Linked DNA regions of Homo sapiens: region 2 is linked to region 1. Evidence: read pairs that join two places in POLR2A ChIA-PET (ENCODE). Cell type or tissue: CD4-positive, alpha-beta T cell. All regions are shown on one strand.

Evidence for each region. ChIA-PET counts read pairs that join two places held together with the same protein. Peaks named below come from ENCODE experiments on the same cell type or tissue, not always from the same donor. Only the 100,000 strongest peaks of a DNase experiment are listed, where the experiment ranks them.
Region 2: POLR2A ChIA-PET joins it to region 1 with 5 read pairs; 2 of 35 experiments call an interaction of 5 or more read pairs at or near these places.

The regions. Positions count from the first base shown.
Region 1 is chr7:107,123,597-107,128,596 of GRCh38, reverse strand. It overlaps PRKAR2B (protein kinase cAMP-dependent type II regulatory subunit beta), which reads right to left. Exons shown (of 11, transcript NM_002736.3): 4 at 302-385. Among named protein-coding and RNA genes, the nearest start is that of HBP1, 43 kb to the left of the region's middle. In CD4-positive, alpha-beta T cell, no CTCF peak of the experiment used is centred here; a DNase peak (open chromatin) is centred at 1,916; H3K4me3 peaks cover 953 bases; H3K27ac peaks cover 1,529 bases.
Region 2 is chr7:106,992,708-106,997,707 of GRCh38, reverse strand. No RefSeq gene overlaps it. Among named protein-coding and RNA genes, the nearest start is that of PRKAR2B, 49 kb to the left of the region's middle. In CD4-positive, alpha-beta T cell, no CTCF peak of the experiment used is centred here; no DNase peak of the experiment used is centred here.

The DNA of each region.
Region 1 (5,000 bases):
TTTCTCAGGGCTGTTTTTGTAGCCCTGAGATAACATCTTGAGAGATGAGAGAATATCTTCCACAGGACAAACACCTCAGGCTTCTTTACTTCTTGCTCCAACAGCAGTATATTCCCCCAAACTCAATATTCCTCTCCTGCAGTTCAACCTACTGTGCATTCAAGCATCCGCAAGGGGGCCTTTACCATCACCCCAGGGTGATCAGCTTACAAAGAGGGCAAAACTCAAGACCCTGTACAGTTCTTGACACTGTCACTGGGGGAAAAAACAAAGCCATTTCTATTATTAAGATTTATCTTACCGGATCCAGATTCTTAAACAGCAGGATGTCTTTGCAAGCCTCTTGCAACCTATTTCTTTGATCATCAGTTTTTGGATGTATAATCTAAAAGGACATCAGATTTAAAAAACAAAGACATTAGCCAATACCATCTCACTCAAAGAGATTTTAAAAACTAACAAAAATCAGAACCAACATTAGAAAGAAGAACTGTTAGCGCTCAAGTTTGCTTCAGGTTGGTGCTGAGATTCACTTTTGGTGACTGGTAACTTATGAGCCTACCAAGTAGGGGAACATAATTCACCTTGTTCGGGGGAGGTTGGTATCCATTCATCAATATAGCACTGAAATGTTTTTCAAAAGCATATTTTCCCCTAGGTTAGCAAGTTCATTATGCACACAACTGTGACTGGCTAGGAAGATTCCAAAGCTCCCAGCCAGTGGGGACCCGTACAAAAGGACAACAGGTGCCAGCAGCTACACTGAAAATTTGGACTGCTGTCATTCTGTTTCTACTGAGTTTAATACTCTTTCAGGATGTAATTCTTTCTTTTGAATCTTGATAAGGTCCCTGGAAAGAAGTAAAATGTTTAAATGTATATGGCATTAGATGCCGAATATATTTTTACACATGTGGTATGTACCTGCCCCACAGCGAGCAAGTGATTTTTAGAAGGGAGCAAACAATCATGCACTGCCACTCCAAGAGAATATGTGTTCCAGGGAAAAAGAGTCCAAGGAGGCTGGCTGGTGCACTGATTTCAGAAGGAACTCAAGGAAACTAGTGTGCTATATTCTCACTAAACTTGTATTCTAGAGTGTGAAGAGTGGCAGAATGCCGTGTGTGTAAGTGTGGCTTGCTATCTCTCGAGTCCCTTTTCACTAGCAGGAGGCTCAACTGACTTGGACCAAAAGGTCCACTCTTTTGTGAACATGAACAGTTTGTAACTATAAAATGAGTTAGAGGGGCAAGGGGTAGTCCTAAAAGCAGCAGACACGGAGTTGGTTTTCCTGAAGACCTACACACCACCCTTTCCTATTCCAATGCTCACTCAAAGAGTGACCACAAGAGCTGATGGGCAGGTACCTTGCCTCTTCAGGCAGCCTGCCCTACCATCAGAGCATCAGAGCTCACAGAATCAGGCAGCAGTGGAGTTTATAGCCACAAACATCAAAACTCACAATGGGAAATTTAAATCAGCATTTCAAACCACATCAGATGGCTAAAAATTAATGAAAATTATAAGCCTGAAAAGAATTGGGGAAACTTATAGTATTGCTAAACTATTTATATGTAAACTATTGATATATATACCATTTATTTGCATTATGTAAAGACTACATGAAAGAACTACTAGCTAGTAAGAGAAAGGGTCACTGCACTTTCCCCTCTAAGGGTAAGGTAGATGTAAACCTTTGTTTACTATCTGCCCAATATTCATCTCAAACTAGATTCTAAGATGACACACAAACACAGACAAAGTAGATCCCAGGGACTTCTCATTCACTGCTGCATAAGAAACCTTTAAAATTCAGGTATTAACCAAACCACACCAACCAAACTTCACTTCCTCCTACTTCAAATAAGGAAGGCTAACACACTAAAACAAAACAGAAAGTCATTTCTCACTTCACAAAATCCATCTAGAACTTCAAACCAAAGCAACCGAGATGTCTGCCTGCTGAGAAGCTGTTCTCAGAAAGGAAAGGGGGGAGAGGAGAGTGCATCAGGCATCAGTATCGTGCACCTGCTTCGCTCTGGTCAACTTTATGTCTTTCTCTCCAACCCATTCAATTCCTATAAGCCTTCACACAGAAATCCAGCTTTTTCCTCTTCTCTCTTCTTCCTGCTACCTCTCGTACCAATGACGACTTTTTTTTTTTTTTTTTTTTTTTGAGACAGATTCTCACTCTGTTGCCCAGGCTGGAGTGTAGTGGTGCGATCTCAGCTCACTGCAATCTCCGCCTCCCGGGTTCACGCCATTCTCCTGCCTCAGCCTCCTGAGTAGCTGGGACTACAGGTGCCTGCCACCACGCCTGGCTTTGGTTTTTTTTTTTTTTTTTTGTATTTTGTATTTTGTATTTTTAGTAGAGACGGGTTTTCACCATGTTAGCCAGGATGGTCTTGATGTCCTGACCTCGTGATTTGCCCAGTTCAGCCTCCCAAAGTACTGGGATTACAGGCGTGAGCCAGCGCGCCTGGCCTCTTTTTTTTTTTTTTTTTTTTTTAAGACACAGTCTTGCTCTGTCACCCAGGCTAAAGTGCAGTGGTGGTGCACTCGGTTCCCTACAACCTTTGCCTCCTGGGTTCAAGCGACTCTCCTGCCTCAGCCTCCTGAGTAGCTGGGATTACAAGTGCCTGCCACTGTGCCCAGCTAATTTTTGTATTTTTATTAGAGACAGGGTTTCACCATCTTGGCCAGGCTGGTCTCAAACTCCTGACCTCATGATCCACCCGCCTTGGCCTCCCAAACTGCTAAGATTACAGGCATGAGCCGCTGCACCCAGCCCAATCACCATTTCTAAGTAGTATTTTTTTTCTCAGCCCCACCTCCATCACTATGGTCTACTGCTCTCCTCCTGTTTCCCTTTTCCCTCACCCTGCCATTACTCCTCAGCACTCAGAGTCCACTCTCTGTAATTAACCTCGTCGGTAAAATCCCTCTTCACTGGGGAAAGTAAACAGCCAGAAAGCGGGTGTGGTCTCTGACACTCCAGCTCCTCTGTACTGCAGCCACCTGCTCTGAAGATGCTCTCCTACATTTTTCCTCTGGGGCTTAGCATGATCCCACCTAAGGGATCTCTCTCTGGATCACTGAGGCCTCAGCAATACACCCAAAGTGTGATTTTAGTGTACTAGAGGCCACTTTGGTTTTCATTAAAATTCATTCCTGATTTCAGATAAAAATTTTATTTGTTAAACAAACATAGCATAAATACATGCCAGGTACTATTCTAAGGGCTTTACTAATATTAACTCATTTTATCCTAGTGACAGATCCCATGAAGCAGGTTAAGAAATTTAGAGTTAAGGAAATCAACTTGCCCAAATCACTTGTCCAATGTCATCCAGTCCACAAGGTGCAGAGCCAGAATTCATGCCAGCCAGGCCAGCTACAGAGTCTATATTCTAAACCAGGGATCAGCAAACTACACCTGCAGGCAAAGCTGTTTTTGTATGTATGGCCTCTAGGCTAAGAATAATTTTACATTTTTTTAATGACTGGGGGAAAAAAAATCAAACAAATGATAATATTTCCTGACACATAAAATCTATATTAAATTCAAATTCAAGCGTCATAAAGTTTTAATGTAACCCAACAGACATGCCTTTCATTGATGTATTACCTACAGCTGCTTTCAAGCTACTATAGCAGAACTGAGTAGTTGCAAAGGAGACCCCATGACTCCCCAAAGCCTAAAATATTTACTCTCTGAAAATAGTGCATTTTTCAGTTAAAAAAAAATTTACCAAAAAAAGTTTGCCAACTTCTGCTCTAAATTTCTGCTGCCTTTCCATTAAAAAAAAAAAATTAGAAAAACAGTTAACAAGTAAGGTTTTAACTTAGACATTTTCTTTAAAGAACACTGTATATCGGTCAGGCACAGTGGCTCACGCCAGTAATCCTAACAGTTTGGGAGGCCAAGGTGAGTGGATCACTTGAGGCCAGGAGTTCAAGACCAGCCTGGCCAACAGGGCGAAACCCCATCTCTACTAAAAATACAGAAATTAGCCAGGTATGTGGTGGTGCATGCCTGTAGTCCCAGCTACTCGGGAGGCTGAGGCATGAGAATCACTTGACCCAGAGGCTTGGGGGCTGTGTTTTGATTCCTACACTGTTTCACTGTTTCTTTAGCACTTCATGTTTTTTAACTTTTCACTAATTTATTCACTTGTCTGCTTCTGCCACTAGACTGTAAGCTCCAAGAGGGCAGAGACTTGTCCATTTGCTCACCACTTTACACCTAGCACCAGGCCAGATATACAGGTGGAACTCCAAAAAATTTTTGTGGAGAAACATAAGAAATACTCTACCCTTATTAGCTCTTCTCTACCAGTTTCTACATGCTAGATCTAGATAACCCTTACATTTTCATTTATTAAAGGCATTCCAACTAAAATCTGTTATTTTCCAAAATGAGTCTTAAGTATTTACATTTTCTTTGAATTCATATCAGACGATAAATTTCTGTTTATACTACAGACTTACTGATTTGGTGAGTCTCAGAAGTAATACAAAATGTCCAAATGAAATGTAATTTTATCACAATATAGTATACATTTTCCTCATAGATATTTCCCAATATCCTTCTACATCTAAATAATTTTGAAATCTGTAATAATCATTCCCAAGCATGTGGTATGGTTTGCTTCATAGTTGTTGAGACTAAAGTAAGTATAGTTTTTAGTAACACATTTAGAGGAGAGAATACTCAACCTAATTGATAACCTAAAAGTACTTTGCTATAATCAAACATATAATACATTAACAAAAAAACTATTAAATATAACTTTAAAAGGTGTTACAGGGGACAGATCTTAGGGTAAATACACACCCCACAAAGATTCCTCCTCCTCTAGTAACTGCCCTTATTTACAGAAGTGGTTCCCAAGTAGGTTGGACTTTTTGACCCTGGCCCTACCCTGGGCCAAAGCTGGGTCCATCAGAAACTCTTTGGAAATTGGAATTTTGAACTGAGAGACACAGTAATAGAGATG
Region 2 (5,000 bases), 130 kb after region 1:
ATGTAATATCAGGGCTGTTTTGCTGAGTCACAATTAACCTGTTGCCTACCATGAAGGTGAAAATATTTTCAGCCAAGCTCACTAGAATTAGCCCTCTAAAGTTTGTATTTGCATTTTTTGTTTAGAAGTTTTGTCATTATTAAATGTCATCATCATTATTTTTGACCACTGCTCAAGTTAATGTCATTGGCAAATGATGAACACATGTATGTTCCATGATTCAAGTTGTCAAGAGAAATTGTAAACATTCTGATCTCAGAACAGATCCTGTACGTTCAAATTTTGTATTTCTCTCAGGCTCACCTAGAACTCTATATGCCTATTTGAATAATCATAGCCCAGTTTAGGGTGGTCAGAGTCAATGTTTCAGAGCAAAAAGAGAATGGGTTTTGGGTAAGATAAACCTATTTCAGAGTCCCAGCTCTGTTTCTCAGTAGGTAGGTGACCTTAGGCAATAACTTAATCTTACAGAGTCTCATGTTTTCTCTCCTTTGGAAATGTGCAACTACAAATCCTCCCTCAAAAGGGTATTTCATGAAATGAAAAAGTGTTTAACACACTGACTTACTGTATTTATAGTATCAATTATATATGATACCACATTTATAATATTTACATATTAAAGTGTCTATAAATATTAGTCTTTTTTCCTTTCATGTAATATATGATAGATAACATGCATAGGTGAGAGTATACATATGGATATTTTTCTTTCTTTTCTTTTTTTTTTAAGACAGAGTCTCGCGCTGTCGCGAGATCTCAGCTCATTGCAAGCTCCGCCTCCCGGGTTCACACCATTCTCCTGCCTCAGCCTCCTGAGTAGCTGGAACTACAGGCACCCACCACCATGCCCGGCTAATTTTTTTTTTTTTTTTTGTATTTTTAGTAGAGATGGGGTTTCACTGTGTTAGCCAGGATGGTCTCGATCTCCTGACCTTGTGATCCGCCCGCCTCAGCCTCCAAAAGTGCTGGGATTACAGACGTGAGCCACCGCGCCCAGCCTACATATGGATATTTTTCTAACTTAGTCTGCTCAAAGAAATTAGGGGAAAGGAAAAATAATTCAAACTAGCGTTGTACTAACCCTCAGAAGGTCATTCAACCAAAGGTGACTGGGTTATGCTTGAGCATCAGGCGATATTGGGCAGGGGGCACTGGGTGCTGGATGGGAGCCAGACCAGGAAAGCTTGGCCATGGCCAAGAATGAGGCTCAGGGTGAAGCCAAGGAGACCAAACAGAGCCAAAGAGGGGCAGATGCCAGTGCTTGAAGGCAGTGAGGGCTCAACACTGAACAGTAGTGGCCCTCAGAAAACCTGGAAGACGCCTAGAACAGGCAAAGGGTCAGCTGTAAGGAACAGATCAGGAGCCCAAGAGACTGCATCAGGGGAGAGAGTGCAGCCAGGGCCAGGAGGGACTCTGGAGCAGCACGGCCCCAGGCTGAGGTCGTCTATGAGACAGGTTACAGTCTGTCTTCCAGAGCCACTCTTGTCTTTTTATATGAACATAGCTAAACTTCTGTTCTCATATTCGGCTTTTTGGTAGGCTTTTTTGGGTGGGTATAAATGTATTCTTCTATAATTAGACACACTGCACTAGGAAGAGTAGGCTAAACAATATAACTCCAAAATCTCAGTGACTTAACAGAATAAAAGCATATTATAAACTCATATCACAGTCCACTCTAAGTAGGTGGGGAGCATTGTAGGGAGGGGACCCTGTTTTATGCAATTATCCAGGGATCTAAGTTCCTTTCATCTGGTGGCTCTGACATCCCCAGCAGGGATTCCTAATTTCTTTTTTTTTTTTTCTGATTCCTTTCTTTTGTTATGAATTTTCTTGGAAGTTTAGTGAAGTCTATAGACCCAATCTCAGCATGAGGTTTTCAACTGGATAAAGTAAAATACACGGGTTTTTTTTTTTTTTTTTTTGAGACGGAGTCTTGCTCTGTCGCCCAGGCTGGAGTGCAGTGGTGCAATCTCGGCTCACTGCAAGCTCCGCCTCCCGGGTTCACGCCATTCTCCTGCCTCAGCCTCCCGAGTAGCTGGGACTACAGGCGCCCGCCACCACACCCGGCTAAATTTTTTGTATTTTTAGTAGAGACGGGCTTTCACCCTGTTAGCCAGGATGGTCTTGATCTCCTGACCTCACAATCCGCCTGCCTCAGCCTCCCAAAGTGCTGGGATTACAGGTGTGAGCCACCGCGCCCGGCCAATACACGGTGTTATAAAAGAAGCCGATTAAATCAAATTACTCTTATGAAAATAATTACAATGTAAAATTTTGATAGTGTAATAGATGTGTTTCCTTATTAATGTCCATTGTTTTTCACAGGAGGCATGTGCCTGCTGCAGAGCTCCCCAGGATTCATGGGAGTGCTCCTGCTAACCCCGAGTCAGGGCCAGCGCCATAGCTGGGTGCCCACCACACGCTTCGTATAATGTTCCATCACCTATTGCTGCAGAACAAACTGGCCCCCAAACTCAGTGACTTCAAACAACTGTTTTATTTTGCTCATGATTTGGTGGGTCAGGAATTTGGAAAGATCTTAGCTGGGCAATTTGTCTAGGATCTACATGGTATCCACTAAGACAGCTGCTAGATGATGGAGTTCCAAGATGGTTTCTTCACTCACACGTTTGGCACCTCGGTGCTTCTTGGCCGCAGTCTCTACATGGCTCGGGTTCCTCACAGCACGGCGGTTTCAGAGTAGTCATACTTAGATGGCAGCTGGCTTCCAAAAGCAAGTGTTCCAAGAGTGGAAATCGAGTATAAATATGGATATTTTTCTAACTCAGTCTAAGAAATTACAAGAAAGGAAGAATAATTCAAACTTGTGTTGTAATACTAAGCCTCAGAAAGTCACTCAACAAAGGGTGACTGGGTTGTCCTCCAACATGAAGCAGTGCTGAGCGGGGACCACAGCATCACTTCTGCCGTAGTCTACTAGTCAAAGCAGTTGCAGAGTTCATCCAGAGTCAAGGAGGAACAGACACAGTCCTCACCTCTCAATGGGAGGGACATCCAAGAACTTGTAGCTGACTTTAATCTGCCATATATTTTTTAAAATCTCATTTAATCTGTATAATAACACTATGAAGTAGGTGTTACAGTCTCCATTTTACTGATGAGGTTTGACCATGCCTTGTCCAATGAGGTGTAAGGAGGAGTACTGTGTAACTTTTAAAGATGTCCCTATGACTCAAGGATGTCAAAAAATTTAAGTGTCCTTAAAGAAAGAGTTCTTTATCTCTTCTGCTGAATGCCATGCAGATGTGATCACTGGCACTCAAGCAGCCATTCTGAAACACGAGGGAGCATGCTAAGGTGGAGGAGTAGTAATACAGATGGAGCCCCAGTCTTGACGATCACGGAGGTGCCATACCCGCCTTGGGCAGCTGCCTCTGGACTCCATTTAAAAATGTGAGAAGGAAACAAATTTACCTTTTGGTCTAAGCCACGGTTATTTGGGGATTTTCTGTTTCTCACAGTTGAACGTAATCCTAAATAACATAGAAGAGCTGTATACATTTGGGGATATGAGTATCAACTTTGTCATGACAGCTTCATCTCAGTGATATGGAAGTAGAAGGAAGCAGGAAATCATTAACAAACTGAAATAACTTTATGGAGAAGACGTATCCTAGAGCAGCTCAAGAAAGAGAGGAAGCCTGGGCAACATACTGAGACCCCCATCTCCAAAAAAAAAAAAAAATTAAAAAATTAGCTGAGCACAGTGGTGCGTGTCTGTGGTCCCAGCTACCTTGGAGGCTGAGGTGAGAGGATCATTTGAGGCCAGGAGGTTGAGGCTGCAATGAGCTGTGATCACACCACTGCACTCCAGCCTAGGTGGCAGAGTAACACCCTGTCTCAAGAAAGAAAGAGAGAGAAAAAGAAAGAAAGAAAGAAAGAAAGAAAGAAAGAAAGAAAGAAAGAAAGAAAGAAAGAAAAAAGAAAAGGAAAGAAAGAGAAAAGAAGAAGAAGGGAAGGAAGGAAGGAAGGAGGGAAGGAAGGAGGGAAGGAAAAGAGGAAAACTCAATGTATTTATCCACTTAAAAATATTTCAGGTTGGCCAGGCATGGTGGCTCATGCCTGTAATCCCAGCACTTTGGGAGGCCAAGGCGGCAGATCATGAGGTCAGGAGATCGAGACCACCCTGGCTAACATGGTGAAACCCTGTCTCTACTAGAAATACAAAAAAAAAAAAAAAAAAATTAGCCGGGCGTGGTGGCAGGCGCCTGTAGTCCCAGCTACTTGAGAGGCTGAGGCAGGAGAATGGTGTGAACCTGGGAGGCAGAGCTTGCAGTGAGCTGAGATTGTGCCACTGCACTCTAGCCTGGGCGACAGAGTGAGACTCCATCTCAAAAAAAAAAAAAAATTCAGGGTGGCTAACATATTTGCCAAGGAACTGGAGATAATTTTAGGTGAACTCAAAAACCATGTGTGTTTTTAACACATATGAATAGGAATGCCCTGAGGGGCACTTATAAGCTGTGCTCTCCCATGCTGCTTGACCATTCCAGCTTTTTTGCTTTGCTCATTCCAGATTTAAAATCTTGGGCAGGAGCATCTGATTGGCCAAGATTGAGTTACACACATGAGCCAAAATTTCCAGGGATGGTAAATCAAGGATCAGGTTCTTCCACTAAGACCTATATGATGGGGAATATCATAAACATAGGAAAGAGGCCCTTCAGATACCCTACAAATCTCCAGTACACTTGGCATGCAATCCCTCCCCAGCAGTCACTGTCATATAAGTGAAACCACAGGCTATGTGGGGGGCTGAGGGTGGGGGGAGGAATTTTTTGTTTGAATCCACACACCAGGGCATGCGTTTGGATTCAGATGGGTATTCTCCATTCATGTGCATTAGTGATATTGGGGACGTGGGGAGGGGCTGTAAGGAATGTTGGTTCATGTGATTTTTAAACATTTTTAGCACCAGCTTGTGAAGGAAGTGTGAGCTACTTCCTTCTCTCATACCAGATGCCTCCTTAAGT